Regions from separate parts of the Mus musculus genome. Here region 1 is linked to region 2. Evidence: chromatin loops called from intact Hi-C (ENCODE). Cell type or tissue: heart. All regions are shown on one strand. Each heading gives the region's core, and the rest is flanking DNA. Links, peaks and the distances in the headings are about the cores only.

What was found. Peaks named below come from ENCODE experiments on the same cell type or tissue, not always from the same donor. Only the 100,000 strongest peaks of a DNase experiment are listed, where the experiment ranks them.
Region 1: a loop joins it to region 2, with 2.4 times the contacts of the local background. A loop is called at or near these places in 3 of 42 quality-filtered maps.

The regions. Positions count from the first base shown.
Region 1 is chr3:69,649,367-69,659,590 of GRCm38, reverse strand. No RefSeq gene overlaps it. Among named protein-coding and RNA genes, the nearest start is that of B3galnt1, 56 kb to the right of the region's middle. In heart, for the core only: no CTCF peak of the experiment used is centred there; DNase peaks (open chromatin) are centred at 3,710 and 4,410.
Region 2 is chr3:69,593,310-69,603,533 of GRCm38, reverse strand. B3galnt1 (UDP-GalNAc:betaGlcNAc beta 1,3-galactosaminyltransferase, polypeptide 1) reads left to right here and starts at 4,574. Exons shown (of 3, transcript NM_020026.4): 1 at 4,574-4,732. In heart, for the core only: a CTCF peak has its summit at 4,530; a DNase peak (open chromatin) is centred at 4,543; H3K4me3 peaks cover 1,826 bases; H3K27ac peaks cover 1,642 bases; H3K27me3 peaks cover 404 bases.

The DNA.
Region 1 (10,224 bases), core at 1,125-9,124, 56 kb before region 2:
TTCTTTTCAACGATTTTGGTCACTGCCATTTGGTAACTGGCCTTGTCTCTGCAAGTTCTTCTGAGTTATTTCCATTCAACTATTTGGCATTTGATGCTATTTATAGGGCAGAATTTGCCAATTTGGAAGTCCTTCTAAGTAAATTGGGAGATCTGTTGAACAACATGGTAATCTTCCTCACAGGGAAGGGTGAAATGTGTATATCTTTTGTTGTTGTTGCTGCTGCTGCTGTTGTTGTTGTTGTTGAGACTTTGGGGCTCCATTGAGCCATTGAAAAAGCAAACAAGGCCATAAAGGATTTCTCTTTTGTGATTTGTACAACCATGGGAAATAGTAAGTATGTCCTATCTTGCTCTCTGTGAATTTATGGTATGTTCTAAGGCAGCATGAGGTAAACTTAGAATTCCTAAAAATAACTTAGTAACAACCTTTGACTCCTACATTTTTGCATTTCTTTTCAAATTTACTATGCTACCTACATTTTTTCCCATCATGCCTAATTTAGTGTGTGTGTGTGTGTGTGTGTGTGTGAATGCATGGTTAGGGATAATATTTTGGACTACATTAATATATTGGAATTGATGCCTCCTTTTCTTTTGAAAAAAGTGATTAACTAAAATGCATATAGTTTAAGAATTTGAGAGTGAAGAAAAGCAGCTATATAAGACTTTGACTAGACCTAAATAAAATATTAATTAATTGGGTGGGGGAGAACCCTCATAGAGGCAGGGGAAGGGGGGATGAAATAGGGAGTTTCTGGGAGAGACCTGGAAAGGAGAAACCATTTGAAATGTAAATAAAGAAAATATCCAATTAAAAAAATATTAGCTAATTGAAAATGTATTTTTGAGTTTCTTTCCTGGTGGAATAATGTTGGTCTGGGGCCTTCAACTGTTTCTCCTAGAAACTGAGTCTGAAAAAGTCTTACAGTGTCTACAACAGCTGCTGATCTTCTAAAAACAAGCATATTAGAGAGACTATATACATCTGGAATTCAAAATACTTCTAAGTGATACCTGAAGTGATCATAAGAGTGTTACCTAAGATGGTCATGCTGATTTCATTACATGCTTTAAGGAGAGTAGGCCTAAATCTCTGTTTACAAGAACTGGACAATTTCAGGCAAGTGCAGGCCTCAGGAGCTGCCCTGCCACCTGGCCTGAGGCAAGGACAATGGGTCAGCAGCAGTTTCCAGACCCCCTCAGATACTTCCTCAACAACAGTTTCCAGACTTCCCCAGCAAGTTCCCATCCTCCACACCCCGGTAATGGAATGTCCATAAAGATGGATTCAACAGATTAAGATAGAGGTCCCCTACCCCAGAATTCCCTAATGTGCTTTAAATCAGGCATGCGAGCTCATTTTGGGGTCTCTCTATTTTGGTAATGGAAGACCCCAGCATGCTGGACTTCTGCAGAATAAAACATTCTTTGCGTTTACATACTAATTGAGTTTAGGGTATCATTCTTTGGGAATCAAGGACCCTTAGATATCAAGATAAAAGCAAGGTGTGGTTCAAGATCTCGGTAAATTGAGTCACTATTTACATTTGTAACAACAAAATACCCTATTGTAAGGTCAAGGAGAACAAAGGAAGATAAGGAAATGACTTCAGGAAAGAACTGGGTTTTGGTTTTGGTTTTGTTTTGTTTTGTTTTGTTTTTCAGAAGAAAAACTAGTAAGGGGATTTTGATAAAAGAATCAGAGCCAGTCCTCTGCTTGCAGGCTGGGGCTTACAGAGAAGCAAATAGGGTGGGAAGGAAGATCAAAATGTTCCCATTTTGAGGCCATGATTGGTATCACTAGGGGTTGTTGGGTAATAGCTGCAGATATTGAGAAACTGAGTATCTGGCAATAGTCCCTAGTTATAAAGAATTGCTTGGCCCCAGCCTGACAGATCCAACCACTTGCAGAAATTCCTTGGTATGGTATCCAAAACAACCCACCCTGTTTCTAGTCAAACCACACACCACACACACACACACACACACACACACACACAATGCTGTAACTTTTTGGTAACTACCCACATTTGTGTGTACATATAAACTTTAAGACCCACCTGTCCAAGGACCAGGCAACTTCCTGAAATGCTGGGAATTGTAGTTCTTATAAAATAAACACATCTCATGGGAAAATATGATAGCCTATTGGTTTGTTCTTGGTGTCTCTAGGCCACTCAGCTGGGAATTCCAGGGAGTGAGTGGTCCTGACCAAAGCCCATCCTGGTCATATTTAATTAAAAACTTCACCCTCGTGGGGAGCTTGGGGTTCCTTACTGTTTCAGTAAAGCAGTCTCAGCCTGATGAGATTGAGTCTGTCTTGTATTTATTTCCAGGGTTAACTGGGGTGGGGTGGGGTGTGTGTGATAAAGAATTTCAGTTGATGATAAACATCTATTGTGATCCTTTACACTGGAGAGGGAAGGCAAGAATGTAGAAAATCAAGATGTTTTAGTTCTGGAAATCTAACTTTCTCTCTCTTTCTGTCGATCATCTCCATGTCATCTCTCCCTTTCTTCCCGCCCCTTCCCCTCTCCCCTCTCCCCTCTCCCCTTCCCTCTCCCCTCCCCTTGCCCCCTCCCCTCTCCTCCCCTCTCTCAATGATCATCGTTAACCCAAATGGAGAGACTTACAAACTAATGTGGCAGTGGCTAACATTCCCAACTGCTTTTCCTGTACATCGGTGGAGAAAGTGGCACAGTGGTTCTTGTAGCTCTTCCCTGCTGGACACGTGTGAAATTCTCATTGGCATTATCTTGGGCAATCTCTGATACTGAACATTTTGAAGGGGAAGGATGCCAAAGAAATGTCTTGCTTGGTGTCTTGGCTCAAAGAATTTAGCCTCTGCTATACAAAATGGATTAGGTAGTTCAAAGACCAAGCAAAAAGCCTTTAACTTAGGGGCCAGAAAAGCACACTATTTCAACAGTGGAGGTCAGCAAGAAGCCACAGGGCTGAGAGTAGTGGAGCTTCAGAGAATGGGTGAGTTCAGTAGTTGACTCTAAATGTATTTAGGAGACAGTTACAAGCCTCCATGGCTGTTTCCAGTTGAAGTGGAAACATAGAGAGACTCAGGGTCCCCACTCTCGTTGACATTGGAGGACAATCAAAGGGACCTGGGTAGATGAAATGAGATGTTCAATGGATTAGCTGAGTAAAGATCAATAATTGTGATGTCTGGCACGGTCGTGATCATGGTCTGATTTTTGTAGATCTTTTATAAAGCAAAAGAGACAGTTGAAGAATTATCAGGCATACACAAACACGATTTTGTTTACAGTTAGAAAATGTAAGGTGGTGAAAGAAAGATGAAATTTCAAGACCTGTAAGTCTTACATTTTGGGGGCTTGTCCTGGATTTGGGAGCGCCCAGAAACCTGAGAATACCCCTTGGAGGTACGTTTGTTTTTGTGAGTCTTGTATGTTGTCTGTTATGTAAGTGTCTATGTGTGGCACCGCTGAATTTGTGTCTTGGTTTTTCAGTTCTGAGATTGTGGGTTTGAGTCCCACCTGTGTTACCAGTTCTGGTATTCTGTATTCTGGCAGCTGCCACTGTGGGCTGTAAGGACCCTAGTGACTGTGGGAGGACGACGGTCTATGGCCCCACAGGCTGCACCCCTGGAAGACGTTCCAAGGGAGACCCTGGAGAGAGTGCCCAGGTTATGAAACAGTCAGGAGGACCTGGCTGTTGCCTGGCAGAATAAAGGAGAGAGAGTGTTCTCTCTGCCAGAGCGGGAGTAGAAGTGAAGTGGAAACCCACCCCATCAGGAAGGGAGTCAATGTGAAATCCGACCCCGTCAGGAAATAGCGTTTGGCTGGTTGTACAAGTCCAGGCGTGGACAAGTGTGCTTAGAGATACTGGTGTCTTCTTTTTCTCTGTTGCTATCTTGTTTTTGTTTGTGGTTTTTGTCATGAGACACAGACACTGTACGTCGGAGGTAAAGTGAAATCCCTCACTGTCTGTATGTCTGTATGTCTGTGTGTCTGTGTGTCTTGTTCACTTGTGTGTCCTCTATTAGACTACCTTCTGATTCTGTTTTGTTTTTGGTTTGTCTGGTTTCAGGTCTGGTTTTGGTCCCAAGAAGTTGACTGATTATCTTGGTTTGGTTTTAAGCCGGTCTCAGGTTCAGGGGGCCTTCCCATGGAGAGAGGTCCATTTGGGTTGGTCATAGTGACAGTGAGCTTCTCTGGAAATTGTGTGTAAGATGCCCTGTATTGGTCTTGCTTATGTTTGTCATTTCTGTGGTACTGAAAAAAAAAAAGAGGAGGAGACTGTGAGAGTAGCCGGCCAAGGGCCAAGAGGTTTCCCTGATTGCTTCTCATTCCCCTGTCCCTTGCATTCTGTCTCTTGTTAACAGAAAAACTGCTTTCACTTTAAGATAAAGTGCTGGTTGCAGCCAGCTGTGAGAGCTGCACTCCCTTCTCTGCTCTGAAATTCCCTCTTCTCAAAAGGCCCCGCCCTGAGCTGCTTAGAGTGAGTCTGTTTCAAGCTCCAGTGAGGGAGGCATCTGCCCACTTGGGGCTTCTGTCCAAGGTAAAGAGCACCTGTGAGTCTGTCAGGCTCTGATGGGGGTCTTGTCTCTGTGGGACTAGAAAGTGCCCCAACAATCTGACCAAGGTAACAGGAAGTTACAGAAGTTAAGAGAAGGACAGTATAAGTCTGTAAGAAAGTTAGCGTAAGTCGATAAGAAAGTGCAGAGGAGGAGAAAGGAAGAAAAGATAGAGGTCTGCAAAGAAGTGAGCTAAGAGCAAAGCTTCAGCAGACTCAGGAGAGATGAATGACAGTGGCAAATAGAGAGGTTAACAGTGAGGAGAAGTGGAAATAGAGATGAAGAAAATGAAAGAGGTCTGAGATGAGAGAGATACTCTAAATGAGAAATATTTAGAAGAGAAACCAGTAAAATGAGGCTGACAAAGACAGAGACCAGAGTCAGAATCAGAGATGTGCTGTGAGACAGAAAGATAAACCAGGATAGAGGCAAACTATGAGAGAAGATAAGTGACAGAATATAGATGTGATGATTAGATAATATCCAAAGAAAGCAAAGACAAGGAAGAAAACAAAAAGATATATATATATATATATATATATATATAGAAGATTATTATGAGATCTCCATTACAGTTAGGAAACAGGAGTAAAGAGAGGTAAATGACAATGACTAGGACCTACCAAAGTGGCACATGCTAGCACTTAGAAATGATCTGTAAGAAATAGGAAGCCAGAAAATTAAAAAAAAGATAAGAGAAATAAAATGCTGGTCACAAAAGTCAGGGAAACTAGAAAACCTAGTACCTGGCAACAACAACAAAAAGAAGAGGAGCCCCCCTCATGACCAAACCCTTCACCTGTTCGTGACTAAAAGTAAAGAGATAGCAAAAGGGGTGCTAACACAGAAGCTGAGTCCTTAGAAGAGACCAGTAGCCTACCTGTTGAAGCAGCTAGAAAAGAGACTGTGTTTCATATTCCTCCACCAACCAGTGCAAAACAAGTTAGAAAAGTTCCTGGGCACTGCGGGCTTTTGCAAATTGTGGATTCCAGGTTTTGCTAAATTAAAGAGATAAACAGCCCTTCGTATATAAAAAATAAAGAACACTCTTGGATGGCCTTGGATGCTATTAAGACTGCCCTAATGTTGTCCCCAACTTTGGGACTCCTAGATGTGACTGAGAACAACGGTTTTGCCAAAGAGGTTCTTACTCAGAGATTGAGACCCTGGAAAAGACCTGTGGTATACTTGTAAGAAATTAGACCTGGTGGCTGTAGGATGGCCTGCTTGTCTGCACATAGTGGCTTCTGGTCAAGGACGCAGATAAATTGACTCTGAGACAAAACTTGGCACATGCCCTAAAAAGTGTGGTTCAGCCCCCCTGACTGATGGCTGACTAACGCTTTTGAAAACATTATCCAACCATTCCCCTGACCGATGGACACATTATCAGAGCTTTTTGTTGACTGAACGAGTGACCTTCGCTCCCCCTGCTGTCCTCAATCTCACTGCTGCCTGAGACTTCACCTACTCATCACTGTGCTGACATTCTGGCAAAATAAACTCATACTCAAATGATCTGAAGGATCAGATCAGCCTTGGCCTGAGAGTTCGAGCTGGTACACGGATGGCAGTAGCCTTGAGGTTAAAGGCAAGCGGAAGGCGGGGACAGCAGTGCAGCAGTGGACAGAAAGCAAGTGATCTAGGCCAGCAGCCTCCCTGAAGGGACTTGAGCCCAGAAAGCTAAACTTGTGGCTTTGATACAAGCTCTATAAATGGTAAAAGAAAAGTCTACACTGACAGCAGGTATGCTTTTGCCACTGTACAGAGCAATATACAGACAAAGAGAGCTGTTGACATCTGCAGAGAAAGACCTAAGATGCTGTGGCTAAAAGAAATCAGATGGCAAATCTAACCGCCAAACAGGCATCCTAAAGAGCAATGATCCTGACAGTCTGAAGACTATCAAGTTATAGACAAATTAAGACTGGTAAAAGAAACCCTGTATAGAGTAGTAGAAACTGAAAAAAGAAAACTAGTCCTCTCATGAGAAGACAGACCTGACATCTACTGAGAAATAGACTTTACTGAGAAAAATCTGTGTATAAATACGTTCTGGTTTTTGTGAACGTTCTCAAGATAGATAGAAGCTTTTCCTTGTAAAAATGAGACTGCTCAGATAGTCATCAAGAAGATTATTAGAGAAAATGTTTCCAAGGTTCGGAGTGCCAAAAGCAATAGTGTCAGATAATGGCCCTGCCTTTGCTGCCCAGGTAAGTCAGGGTGTGGCCAAGTATTTAGAGGTCAAATGAAAATTGTATTGTGTGTACAGACCTCAGAACTCAGGACAGATAAAAATAATGAATAAAACTCTAAACAGACCTTGACAAAATTAATCCTAGAGACTGGCACAGACTTACTTGGTGCCCCTTCCCCTTGCCCTATTTAGAACTGAGAATACTCCCTCTTGATTCAGTTTTACTCTTTTTGAGATCCTTTATGGGGCTCCTATGCCCATCACTGTCTTAAATGATGTGTTTAAACCTATGTTGTTATAATAATGATCTGTATGCTAAGTTAAAAGGCTTGCAGGTGGTGCAGAAAGAAGTCTTGTCACAACTGGCTACAGTGAATGAGCCGGGTACCCCAAAGACATCTCACCAGTTCCAGCCAGAGATCTGATCTATGTACACCTGCGTCATGCTGAGACCCTCAAGCCTCACTAGAAGGGTCCCTGCCTAGTTCTGTTTACTAATCCGTCTTATTCTGTTTTTGTTCCCATGTTAAAGATAGAGTAAATGCAGTATTCTCCACATAGAGATATAGACTTCTAAAATTCTAAGATTAGAATTACTTAGTAGAAGAAGAGGGGAATGAAAGAAAGATGAAATTTCAAGATCTGTAAGTCATATAAAGTACTCAGAAACTGCTGGTTGTTTGTGAGCCTAGAGGCTGCCTGGGGCTGAGAAAAGAGAAAAACAAACCTGGGTATGCCTGGTAGTTAAAACATTCCTGGGAACATCTTGACCATAAGATAAAGGGGACTGTGAAGACATAGCAGGGCTATATTAACTGAGTCAACAACTCACAGAACTCTGACACTCTGCACGTACATGTAATCTTTCTGTTAATGTTTGAATAAGCCAATAGTGTGTTGCTGTGCTGAATTCCACACCCCTAAGCCCCTTACCCCATAAAAACCCCTAGCTTTCGAGCCTCGTGGCCGACATCCTTTATCTCCTGTGTGGGATGCATGTCGGTCCGGAGCTCCGTAATTAAACGTCCTCATGTAATTACAACAAGATGGGTCCTCATGTTTCTTTGGGTGCTCTCACACTCCTGAGACTAGAGTGGGGGTCCCCGAAAGAGGGTCTTACAGTGGTCCTTTAATCTGATTACATTGGAGATGCTGTGATTACTACACCTGGCATGTCAAGAGCCCACACTTAGGGTTTATTTAATGGAAAGGCCTTTAATATTCTCTCTCTCTCTCTCTCTCTCTCTCTCTCTCTCACACACACACATACACACACACACTCACCTCAATTACTTTAATCTTTGGTTATACTTTCCTGCTGGGTGTTTAAAGGCATGGGGGTAACCACAAACCACAGCTTAAAGTCACTTGGGGATCCAATCGTCTGGGAGGACTTGGGCCTGGAAGAGCCTCAGCTATAGATGTAGCATAGATGTACTATAGTGAATATTAAAATGCATTGAAATCATAGTGTATTTTGAAAAGGCAAAGATAGATAGAGACCGGCATTCTACTTTAGACTAAAAGAGTTTACATATAGACACCCTCATGATAGTTTCTAAAAGAACTATACTTGATTTTAATGTCAACTTTTCAAAAATTAGGGTCAACTGAGTAGATGCCTTACCGAAAGAATTGTCTTGATTGTCTTAAGTGAGAAGGCCTACCTTGGATATAGGCTGAGCCTTCTGGTAGCAGCCCAGGTTAAAAAAAAAAAAAAAAAAAGGAGGGGCGCTAAACAGGGGCTGGAGAGCTGGCTCAGCCATTGCTCTTGCACGGGTGCTTCAGTTTCCAGCACCTACATGATAGGGCACAACCATCCATAACTCCAGTTCCTGGGATCTGAGTCTCTCTTTTAACCTCCAGAGGCACCAGGCACATGCATATGCACAGGCAAAACACTCATATGCATTAAAAAGTATAAATAATTCTTATTAAAAATGTTTCTATAGTGAGCAAAATAGGAGATAAATTACTCACCCTGTGCTCTCTGCGCCTTTCTCTGGCCTCTAGGATGATTTACCCATTGCTCCTGCTGCAGGTAATTCCTGTCTACTGTCATAACCAACATGTCTAGCCTTTCATTGTGGACTATTGGACCAGTGGCTCTCCAGGAGCCTTCCAAATTTTTTGGGAGTGCTGAGTGACAACTGAGGTTGTCAGCTTCCTCAGTGAGAGGCACACACCGTAGGCAGACTTGGATTGCTAAGAACCAGACTCAAACACTAAGCAGCTACCCAGTTTTCAGCCACGCAGCTGTGAGACCACTATTGCTAGTATTTTAACATATGCTGATGTAATATATTATATATTCCTGATAGGTTCAGTTTCTTTGAGAGAATGTTGCCCAATACAATAAGGTAGGGGACCTGATTAAACAACCATAATAGAAGGGCTTAATACTGTCTTTGCCTGTGGTCCTAACACAATCAAGATTAGCATCATTTTTATCATTGACTTTTTAAAAATTCCAGTAAAAATTTAAATAACAGGATTTTGAAGGTTCAATACTTTTCTTTTGGGCCAAGGAAGTCACCTAAATTAGTGAAATATTTTGGTTGTGTTTACATTGTGTGTCAGAACACACGGCAGGAATGGAGTCCTGTGAGAATTCTGAGAGATTGTGAGATAACTCCAAGAAAACAAGACCAGAGTAGTATGACCTGAGCTTCTTTAAAACATGGACTCATCCTTGGAATGTGTTTCATGTTCCTCCCTGTTCTAGCAGATGGGCGTGAGCTTACTGCAGATTACTTCTTATTGCTTGCTGTTGTTAGTCAATTATTCCTCTATGGAAAAACATGGTTTTCGCCACATGTAGCTTGTCCTGTGACTGTGTACTGCTTGACCTAATAAGAACGTTACTCATGTGACTTTTCTAAAACCTCAGAGTATACATTGGTAAATGAGGGGAGGATTGGATGTCAACGATTATATGGATTTTATCATTGCTGTATTACATTGCTTAACTAGCAATTAGTTTTTAAGAGTACTACAGACTCTATGGATTTTCGGCTTTTATTTGCAGATTTTATTTGCAGATTACTACGTAAGGATAGGAAATCATTAGTCAGCTGGCAAGCTATGGGATTTTTTTCATATGAACTGACTTTGTGACAACAAAACTTACCCAACCTTCTCCCATTCCACTGGCAGATACTTATTTTATTGATGGTTCATCAAAGGATATAAGATGGTTTCGTGGGCCTGGAGAGATGGCTCAGCAAGTAAGAACACTGACTGCTCTTCCAGAGGTCCTGAGCTCAAATCCCAGCAGCCACATGTTGGCTCACAACCGTCTGCAATGAGATCTGATGCCCTCTTCTGGTGTGTCTGAAGACAGCTACAGTGTACTCAAATACATAAAATAAATAAATAAATCTTTAAAAAAACCATTTTTTTTCGTGATCTAGATATTCATCAATCTATTAGGACTTTTTTTCTCAGCCCAAAACAGCTGAAATATGCTGTTTTTA
Region 2 (10,224 bases), core at 1,035-9,034:
GCCACCATCAGCTCAGCTGATTCCCCAATGGAGGGAATTACTACATGACACCTTGCTGAGGCGAGCCAGTGTGTAAAGGGAAATGCCTTCTTTAGCTCACACTTTGAGGATTCTCATGTATGATCAACTGGTCAAATTTCTTTGGTGCCTGAGTCAGGGGAGTACATCACTAAAATGTGGAAGAGCAAAACCATTCACATCATGACTTGGAAAAAAAATCACTTTTGGCACAGGTGGGTACCAAGCTTTTAATATATACAACAGATCCAAACCATAGCAGAAACAAAACCAAAAACTTTCACTGTTGAGGCCGGCCGGCTCTCATGTATGGGTTTGAGCCTGGAAGGCATCTTGAAACTGAAAGAGAGGAAAACTAGGTGACGAGAGAAAGATGGAACCAAGACAACTAGTCTGATCAAGGTTCAACTTTAATGTCGGGGAACACGCTTTATAAAGAAGAGGGGAGGCCCATTCCCAGTCATGCAAATTCACAATCATGCAAAGTTCCTTTGGAGCTGTAAGATCAGCCTTTTAGTAGGAACTCAGGAAGAGCACAGTTTAGTGCTAACTCTGGAAGATCTTGGCGAGCTGGTTCAGCCTCAGGCAGGTGGGAGGTAGTGGCACATCAAAGGAGAGGATTGAGCAGCAGCACAGCAAGTGGCTCTGCCTCAGTGGCAATGGTCACAGCCAGCCCCAGGCTGGAAGGAGGTAACATTTCACAATCTGCTCCCTTAGAGATAAACTTTCTCCACCCTTAGAATGTAATTTTTTTTTAAAATGAGTTCAGACAAATCCAGAGAAACTACTCAAACAACTCGGAATAGAAATGTAGAAATGAGAGGAGGAGGAGGAGGATTTTTATAGTATTAAGGACTGAATCTAGGACATTATGCATGCCTGTTGTACAATGGGACTTCTTGGGGAGAGACAACTCATGTCCTCTCACCCCAGATAGCAATTTTACTACAGACCAAAGCCCATTTACCACCAAAATCCAACCTGGTGAATCAATGAGTTTTATTGGGGTTAATTACAGGAGCAGAAATGATTCAGAGCTGCATCTCCTAGTCCACCCAGGATGGGTGACTGCTCACAAAAGCCAGCAGCTTAGAGTACGCTGCACAGCCTGCTCAATAGGTTGTCAATAGAGTATCCTTTCCAAAGGACTGTGGGCTAATCCTCTTCTAGGCAGCTCAGCTGGTGTCTGCTTCTTCACAGGACTTCTTTGCAGCTTTTCCCAGAGTCTTCCTTGCTGCTGGGATTGTCTGAGAGTCTTCTTGGCAGTTCAGCTTTCTTCCACCTGAGGAGACTCTCAGCTTTTGTAGATTACTCTGACAGGAAGGGGCCTAATGAATCTAGTCAGTTTCAGGGGCTGCCTGAAGATCTGCTGAGGCTGTTTACCTTCCTGCGGGATGGGATGTTCCAACCTCCAAGGGAAACTGTTACTTGACAGGAAAATACTCTACTAATGAACTATATCATCAGATTATTAATATTTGTACAGGCAACCAAACTTTGGGGTGGCTTGTTCTGCAGCATAAGGAGCCGAGCCCCCAGCTATTAGACGCTATAGGAACAACAATCACAAACACCACTACCACCACCACTGCAAGAGATTATACCTGGAAAGCTCGGAGAACCGAATTCACCTGATCTTAAATGCCCGAGTCTTTGCATTCTAGAGTGTTCTGGAAGTGAGCACAGGTACTTACTAGTTATCCAAGGATCATTAAAAACGTTTAAGAAAGGGCTGGAGAGATGGCTCAGCAGTTAAGAGCACTGACTGCTCTTCTGAAGGTCCTGAGTTCAAACCCCAGTGCCCACATGGTGGCTCACAAGCATCAGTAATGAAGTCTGAAGGAAATTTCAAATCACTTAAAATGTGGGACAGGGGTCCCTTTGCTGTGCAATGCTTTTTTCAGTTGAGCCAGCTTCCTATAGTCACATGACTCTTGGCTAGCTTTATCCCTTTTATCTTGTCTTGGATTTGTAGAATATTGGCTCTGATGAAGTTCAGATCAACTGTCAAGAGTAAGTGTAGAATCTAATCTGCTTGCACGAGAGAAAACCACCAATAACATCCACTTATTTGGACTGAAAACCTGTTTTCTTCTGGGAGGAAGGTTTACAATTATGCCTTTGTCTGCGGAATCTTCTGAGTATTCCCTTGTAGGAGGGAGATGGTCATAGAAAACTTGGCAGAGCTCTTACCTAGCAGAATTTGAGATTTTAAACAGATGTGTTCACACCCACTGAAGTATTTCTGACCTAAGTCAGAGACCAGAAAAGATGACATAGTTTTGATTTCTCTCCACTCTTGAAATGGATATGGGAAACTTGACCTTGTACGCCTATGTTAACATAGGAAACACCCTGACTTTGTCAAATCTTAAAACATACATCATAAGACCCTGAAGAGCATCACTGTTTTTAGTAAAAGTATTCATAGATACTTTCAGGAGACCCAAAGTACACAAAACACAGAACTCAGGGACTCTTTGAGTAAAACTAGCTTCAACTTAATTCTGCTATATCTACTGCTTGGCTTTCTGAGGTTATAGGTGCCAGAAAATCTAGAGGGTAATTTATGCTACATATTTAGGTACACGGGCTTGTTTTAAAAGTCTCACGACTAGCCGGGCATGGTGACGCACGCCTTTAATCCCAGCACTTGGAAGGCAGAGGCAGGCGGATTTGTGAGTTCGAGGCCAGCCTGGTCTACAAAGTGAGTTCCAGGACAGCCAGGGCCATACAGAGAAACCCTGTCTCAAAAAACAAAAACAAAAACAAACAAACAAACAAAAAGTCTCATGACTGATGTCACAATTCCTTGTACTGAAAACTCACGGCACCTAATGCAAAGGGACAACTGATTAGTTTGCTAATGTCATCAGACTTCAGGGATGTTTTGCTTATTGAGACGCTCCTATGATATCCCTCTACCGTGACACCTCTACAGAAAGTCTGACCAAGAGAAATTACCCTGTGTGTGATTGAATTTTCAAGGGCTTTGTTTGTCTTGTTCACCGATGTGGCTCCCATGTCTCTGACATTGTCTTGTATAGTTAAATGACACTCTAGACAGCTGGCTTTCATGTTAAAGGCTGGTCATATGAGCTTATCTAAAGGGCATGCCATCTGACTTTCTTGGGAGTGTTATTTATTGTCTTATCTACACATCAGTTTTAAGTACTCTCAGTTCTCTAAGGAATTGAAAATACACTCCTCCAAAGAATTTTCAAAATCTTCGACATATTGCCTATTAACCACTGAAGAGAAACATTCTCCGTGTTTGTTTATCATGGAACAGTTTGGAGAATACCTCTCCCTACTTCCATGGTTTTAGCTTTGGGTCAAGTGAGATTGTGTTTGAGAGTCCATATTCTCCCCCCATGGAAATAACACGCAGAGCTCCATGCAGTGTGTAAAGGAGTCTTACCATTACATCCCGCTTCTGGTTCAAGAACTTAAATTACTGAGCTGGGAGAGCAAAACAGCAGTCAAACAGAACTGAGCAACTTCTAAAAGTCCTGCTACGAAAGAAAACAGGTTGTGCTACATCTATATATTCTACACGGACGCATAGAGGCAATAGTCCAATCTTGATAAGATCATCTTTCTAGGAAGTCGGTGTGGCTTTCCGACAAGAACATGGCGTACATACTAGGTGATATTGTAGAATTCTAGTTTCTCCAAATCGATAAGGCTGATCCCGGCTATGTTGAAGTCACTAGTTTAAGAAACGCAACCTAGAGCGTCTAGGGAAGGATGGGAAAGCGATTCTTGTGAATTGTTGTTAAATTTTGGTTGCTTGTATTTAGGTGCTCACTGAAAAACTGTTTCCTTTTAGGTGGAGTGAGGCCAACCTGTTCACAGTCCTAAAGCCAAGACACCAGAATGGGTCTTTGTTTTCAGATGACACTTTGTTTCCAGGGGCCTTTTGACAGAAAGCAATTTTTGAATGGAACCACCTCCACCCTAAGTCCTGGGAGAAACAGTCAGTACAGAAACACCCAGCTTTCATGACCAAAGGCTTCTCCCTTCTCCCAGAGAGGCACCATTTGGGTGGAGATGACTAAGTGGAGCTGACCAAGGGTTCATAGCACTAGACGGTTTCTAGAGGCAGTTGAGGGTGTGGGGGTGGAGGTGGGGTGGGGTGCCAGGACTCTCTGAGCCTCTGGTCCACATACACCAAAGCTTTCCTCTCCCCACCCCCACTCCCGCACTCCTGAAAGGAGAAACAGCCTTCTGAATGTGCCAAGGCTTCCTCCTTTCCAAGTCAGCCCTGGGGCGGAAATCTGCGGGCTACACATTTAGGCATCTCCCCGAGAAGGGAGAAGGGAGAAGCCTTTGGTCATGAAGGCTGGGTGTTTCTGTACTGACTCTGTTTCTCCCAGGACCTAGGGTGAAGGTGGTTCCATTCAAAAATAAAATTTCTTGCTTTCTGTCAAAAGATGGCACGAGGCAGAGAGCCGGGGTTGGAGGTGGAGGACTTAGGCGAAGCCTGCGGTGGCCGTGATGCTGGCGCCCGCCCGCGGCAGAGGCCGGCAGCTGCGGCGATAACAGCGATAACGGCGCTGGGCTGCGGACGCAGGGACCCCGCGCGCGCGCGCGTGCGTGAAGGAGGCGCGCGCCCGCCCGCTCGGCGTGCGTGCGGCTGCGGGGAGTCCGTGTTCGCGCGCAGAGAGCGAGCGCGGGCCGCACCGTTGCGGGTACCACGGGCGCACGGGAGGTGAGTGCGGGGCGGGCGGGCGGGAGGCCGAGGCGGGGAGACGGTTGGGCGGCTGCCGAGCGCCCCTCTCTCTCGCGGCGCAGCCTTCTAGGTTCGTGGGTCGGGGCTTCGAGGCCCCGGGCGCCGCTCGCTCCTCCGTGGAGCGGGGCGCCGCGAGCTGCCACGCCCTGGGCTCTGGCCTCCGCGCCTGGTCTCGGGGCTGGGTCTCGAGGCTCCGGACGAGAGACTCGAGAATCTGGGCCACTTGGAGGGGCGTCCAGTGCTCTTGGCGAGCCGGGCCACCGCGGCCTCACGGATCCATCCTGCCCTGCCTTGAGCTATGTAAGCCTCGGGGGCCGAGGTAGTGGTGGCCTGGTTGTCACCGCGACCAAGGAGAAGTGGAGAATACTGTCCGCACGCCACGCCGATGGACCTGCTGCAGGCCCGGAGGGAGGAACGCACATTCTAGGCGGGAAAGGGCCTGTGGTCCCTAGGGTAGGAGAGTGCTTCCTGGGGGAGAGGTGGCGAGGAGGAAGGGAATGGGAGATTTGGAAAGAGGAGACTCCTAAAGATTAAGGCTACATTATTAATAAAAGGTCTGAGTGGAATGTACAAAGCATTGTAAAGGAACTCTTAGATGGAGGGAGCCTTACTTTTTCAGGCTGTAAAGGATGCGGCCAGCTGCAGCACGGAGAGCTAGCTGTGTTTGTGACTGCAGGACTAAAAGGTGCAGGACTAAAAGGCAGGCATTGATTTTTGACTTAAGTAGACCCCCCTCCCACAAACCCCGTTCCCAGCCTTTAGGAGAAGCAGCTTGCTTTGTTAGGAAACGCTACTGCCAAGTAAGGAATTGCCCAACGGTTTGTTTTTGGAGGGAGGTAGGACGATTTGCAGTCTTCACCCAGATGAAATCTGTGTTTTACCTTTGGGTGTCTAAGGCAGACGCAGGGAGTTTGAGCTCTCTGAAGTGTTGACACCTCATAACTCTAGGAAGGGGCCTTCCTTTTACTGAGAGAAAAGTGTGGCATTTTCTCTCTTTCACGTTGGAAGATTTGATTGAAATGAATGGCCACCAGGGAGCTGCAGCATTAAAAACTATTACATTATCGAAATTGTTCTTGGTTGTCGAATGGGACGAGAAGAGAGAAGAAGAAAGCATCCAGGCCTATCCAGAAAGGAAGAGCCAGCTGATGCTGATGCAGTTTGTCAGGGAGAGACCATTGATTTTAGCTGTGGTAGCATTATGATATAGTACTTAAAAAATATTTTCTAAAGCAAAATTTATGTGTTCTCTCTTCATGTATGCATGTGTACCAGAGGCATGCCTAGGGCCTGGTAAGGTCAGAAGTGGGGAGGGGGGCGGCACTGCACCCCCCAGAACTGAAGTTATGAATGGGAATAGACCCTCCACATGAGGGCCAGGAGCTGAACTCTAGTCTGCAAGAGCAACAAGTGTGCTTAACCACATGTCATCTCTCCAGCCTCGAGATAAATATTTCCTTAAATTCAGTTCTTTGCAGCAGATCTATTTTAACTAAAGCAGAGAATCAATCGCGCACGCGCTCTCTCTCTCTCTCTCATGTATTTATCTAGTGATATAATCTCATCTGAAATTCTGTAAGTGGATTTATCATGTTTTTAATTTGATCTTAGTTTTGCATTATATTAGCTGAAACTGCCCAATATGGTACCATATCTGGGTTTTGGGTATCACTGATATAAGCTACAAGCTTTAGTCTATTCTTATGTGTTTCTTTCCCCAGAAGGTTTGAAAAAGTGCAAGATTTAAGCTCTACTAAGCCATTTTGGATAATATATTTCCCCCCTAAAGTTGAATTTTTTTTATTAAGCACTGTGGTGCTTCAGGAAAACTTGATAACAGATTCTATTCAACCTTGAGTTTAGAGTAAATTCTTTATCTCTAATAAAATGCTTCTCTAGATGCCCAGCTTTCCCCTGAGGGGAGGGGCTCTTCTCTGTCCTGGTAAAGCTAGAATGGCACTTCAGAAATGCCCTTTTCCTATTTACACCTATACTCCGTCCATACAGTTTGCCGTGTGATAGGGACCTGCTCTGTGGTAAAGAGCCACATGGTACCATCCCACAGGTAAAGTGGACTGGAGGTCGGCGGGTGCCTGTAAGTGAGCCTGTCCACTGGGTGCTTCAGAGGTGTGGCTCAGCAGGGTATGGGCAGACATCTCCTTAGGGACAATGGAAAAGGGTTTCATTTTTAATAAAAGTTGCATAAGCATTGATTTGCTTTTAAAAAAAAAGCAAGATTCTTGCCTTATTCTGGATTAGAGGAAAGGGGAGAGACCAACTTGGTCTATTCTTCTTGAGCTAGTTGTTAGCCTAGGAACTCTCTCAGTTGTATGTCTCCTTTGCATCCTGAGGGGAACAAAAGACAAGATAAAGTGTAGTGGTTTGAATATGCTTGGCCCAGGGAGTGGCACTATTAGGAGGTGTGGCCTTGTTGGAGGGAGTGTGTCACTGTAGGGATGGGCTTTGAGACCTTCCTCCAAGAAGCCAGTCTTCTCCTGTTTGTCTTTGAAACAAGATGTACAACTCTCAGCTCCTCCAGTGTCTGCCTGGACGCTGCCATGCTTCCTGCCTTGCTGATAATGGACTGAACCTCTGAACCTGTAAGCCAGCTCCCGTTTAAGAGTTCTCCCTTACAAGAGTTGCCTTGGTCATGGTGTCTCGTCACAGCAATGGAAACGGTAATTAAGACATATAAGTTAGAATAACAACATAGAATATCATTGCCTTTAAAAGCATCTCATCAGCCTGCGGCCACCTGTTCCGCCATGACAGGAGAGCTTCAAACAGTGGTTTTGGCTACTGGTTTAGTTACAGACTCTGGTTTTGAAATTCAGTTATCCAGTTTCTTCTTATTGTGTGTGTGTGTGTAAGTGTGCATGTTGTGTGGAGATGGGTATCTTTATTCCTTGCTTGCTCGTCACCTTCTTTTTTAATTTAAATTAAAGATTTATTATTTTGTGTGTGTGTGTATGAATGAAAGTTAGAGGACAGCTTGCAGGAGTCAGTCTTCCTGTGCACCATGCGGCTTCAGTGGATTGAAATCAGGCCTTCATAGCTGGTTGGTGGCAAGCACCTTTACCCAGTGGTCTATCCCACTAGTCCTTACCTTATTTACTTGAGACAGGATTTCACTGAATTTCAAGCACATTGGTTTTGTTAGGCTGATTGGCCAGCAAGCCCCAGAGTTCCTCGTGTGTCTGCTGGACCCAGATTTTTGCATGGGTGAATGGTCTTCATGCCTGCACAGCAAGTGCTTTAGCAACTGAGCCATCTTCCCAGCCCCCCTCCTGCCCCACCTCCAGAAGACATTATGATAGTATTAAGATAATATTAAGTAGTCCTTTATCTTAGTGTAAGCTGTGTAATTTTCACCTTTGTTAGACATCAACACAGTCAGAGAGTACAAGCTTATTCCCTCCCTACCCTGCACACTGACTGCTGCTGGTTTGGAGGCGTTTGAACTGGCAACCTTTCCAATTTTCTCTTCCTGGGTTTCAATCATGAAACTCAGGTTAAACTTAAAGAGTCACGAGTCTTCAGCCTTGCACTGTGGAGTGCAGCAGTTTGCAGGATGCGTTTGTCTTCCACACTGCGTGCTGTCTTAGCCTCTGACACAAGCTGCCATATGAGATGTGTGAATGAATGAGTGAATGAAAGATTTACAGGTGACTACGGGACAGACAATTAGTGATTTCGCCTGATGAAGGAGATAGATGAGAGGTCCTGATGTAGGGCAAAGATGAGCATGTTAGCTAGAGCAACTCTCCTGCTCCCTTCTGGTGGACGAAGCTTTACTTGGCTTTCAGAGGCCTTTTGCCTGATTGGCGAGCTCTTTGTTCCCTTCCCAGTCTCCCTGCTTTGGCACCCTGCTCTCAGCCTGTCACTGAATGTGAGGGTGCACTCTTTCTTTGTCCATCCCCCCTCCCCCATCCAGGAATCTGGAGACAATCACCTTGCTTGGGGAAGATGGGCACACATTTGATATTGAAAAGGTTCAGGTTCTAGGTCCACCTATTCGTGGCTTCTCAGGTCTTCAAAATCTGGTTGAAGGAATGCACATTTTATAGTGTTACAGCAAAATGTTACTGTATAAATTGCCACAGCTACAGACTTTTCTGCAAAGCCTTACAAAAGAGAGAGAAAGAAAAAGAAAAAGAAAATAAAGCCCCCCCCCCCGCAACCGCACAACAAAGTATTAAGATGGATGGAGTGAAGGTAGGCAGAAGTTCCTTTCTGCTTCTTAGCCCAAGGTCCCTACACACCCCAAACCCCAAGTCTAGAATAAAGCCCTATCTTCAGAATGCTGTAACTACAAGAAAACTATCTTGGTAAACAGTATACGAAGCTTGTAAAGTTTTTTCTTTAAAAGCCCACTCATCAGCTCCCCAGCGCACGGAGGCAGCAGGCTTCCATTACCATCAGGCTTGGTGTCTTCTCTTCTCCCTCATGTTTTGGAGCACAGCTGATTGTGGTGCTACTGCAGCCAGCTGGGACTGAGGGGAGGAGCTGGGAAAAGGCCGTGGAGTATTTAAACTTCCTACTTACTGAGCATGTGCAGCAGTCTCCGGCAGAGGCAGTGGTGCTCAGCGCAAGCTTTTCCTTAAAGCCCATGAATAGCTCAGGGTCATCATTAAAAAGCAAGCAGTTGGGGCTGGAGAGATGGCTCACGAGGACGTGTACTGCTCTTGTAGAGGATGTGTGTTCCCAGCGTCCACATCAGGTGGCCCATGACTACCTGTAACTCCAGTTCCAGGGAATCTAGTGCCCTGGACACGTGCTGGTACCTGCACTCGTGCGCACATGAATGCACACATACATATAATTCACAATAGTTATTTTTCAGAAATTGAGCAACTAGAACTTTGTATGAACAGGAAGCCTAGGTATGACGGATCAGCCACTTTGAAGCTGGCTAGCTGCTGTCCTTAGATGTGTAATTTCCATTTTGTTCATGTGTTTAAGCACCTAGCTCTCAGCATAGAAGGCGATTTTTGTGTTCTCTTGGGTTTCTCTGGACCTTGTGTGGAGGAACTCCGCAAAAAGTGGGCTGAGTCAGGTGGGATTCCTAGTGTCTGCTGCTTCCTCATGCCCACAGATCTTGTGTCTGTGTCCCTAATGGTGGGAAAGTGACGTTGGGTGGGAAGGCTGTTGGAAATGTCTGGGGAGGAATCTGGAAAACATGGGCGTGACGTGCATGGAAGAGAGTGGCGCCTGTGTCCAGGTTTTCCTTTGACATTTCTGGTTCAACTCTGACGGCTTTTCATCCCTGAGGAAAAATAATGGTGAGGCCACACTTGAGGAAAGCGTGAAGAACCCAGGCCAGAAGATAAGAAAAGTTACAAGACTGTCACAGTGTAGCAGTTAGATTCCCTTTGGACAGGAGAGGACCTCAAGCCCCAGAGCTGCACTAACAGCTCGAGTCCCTAAGTTACGGGGACTCCAGTCTAGGTCAGACCACAGCTAGTGAACAA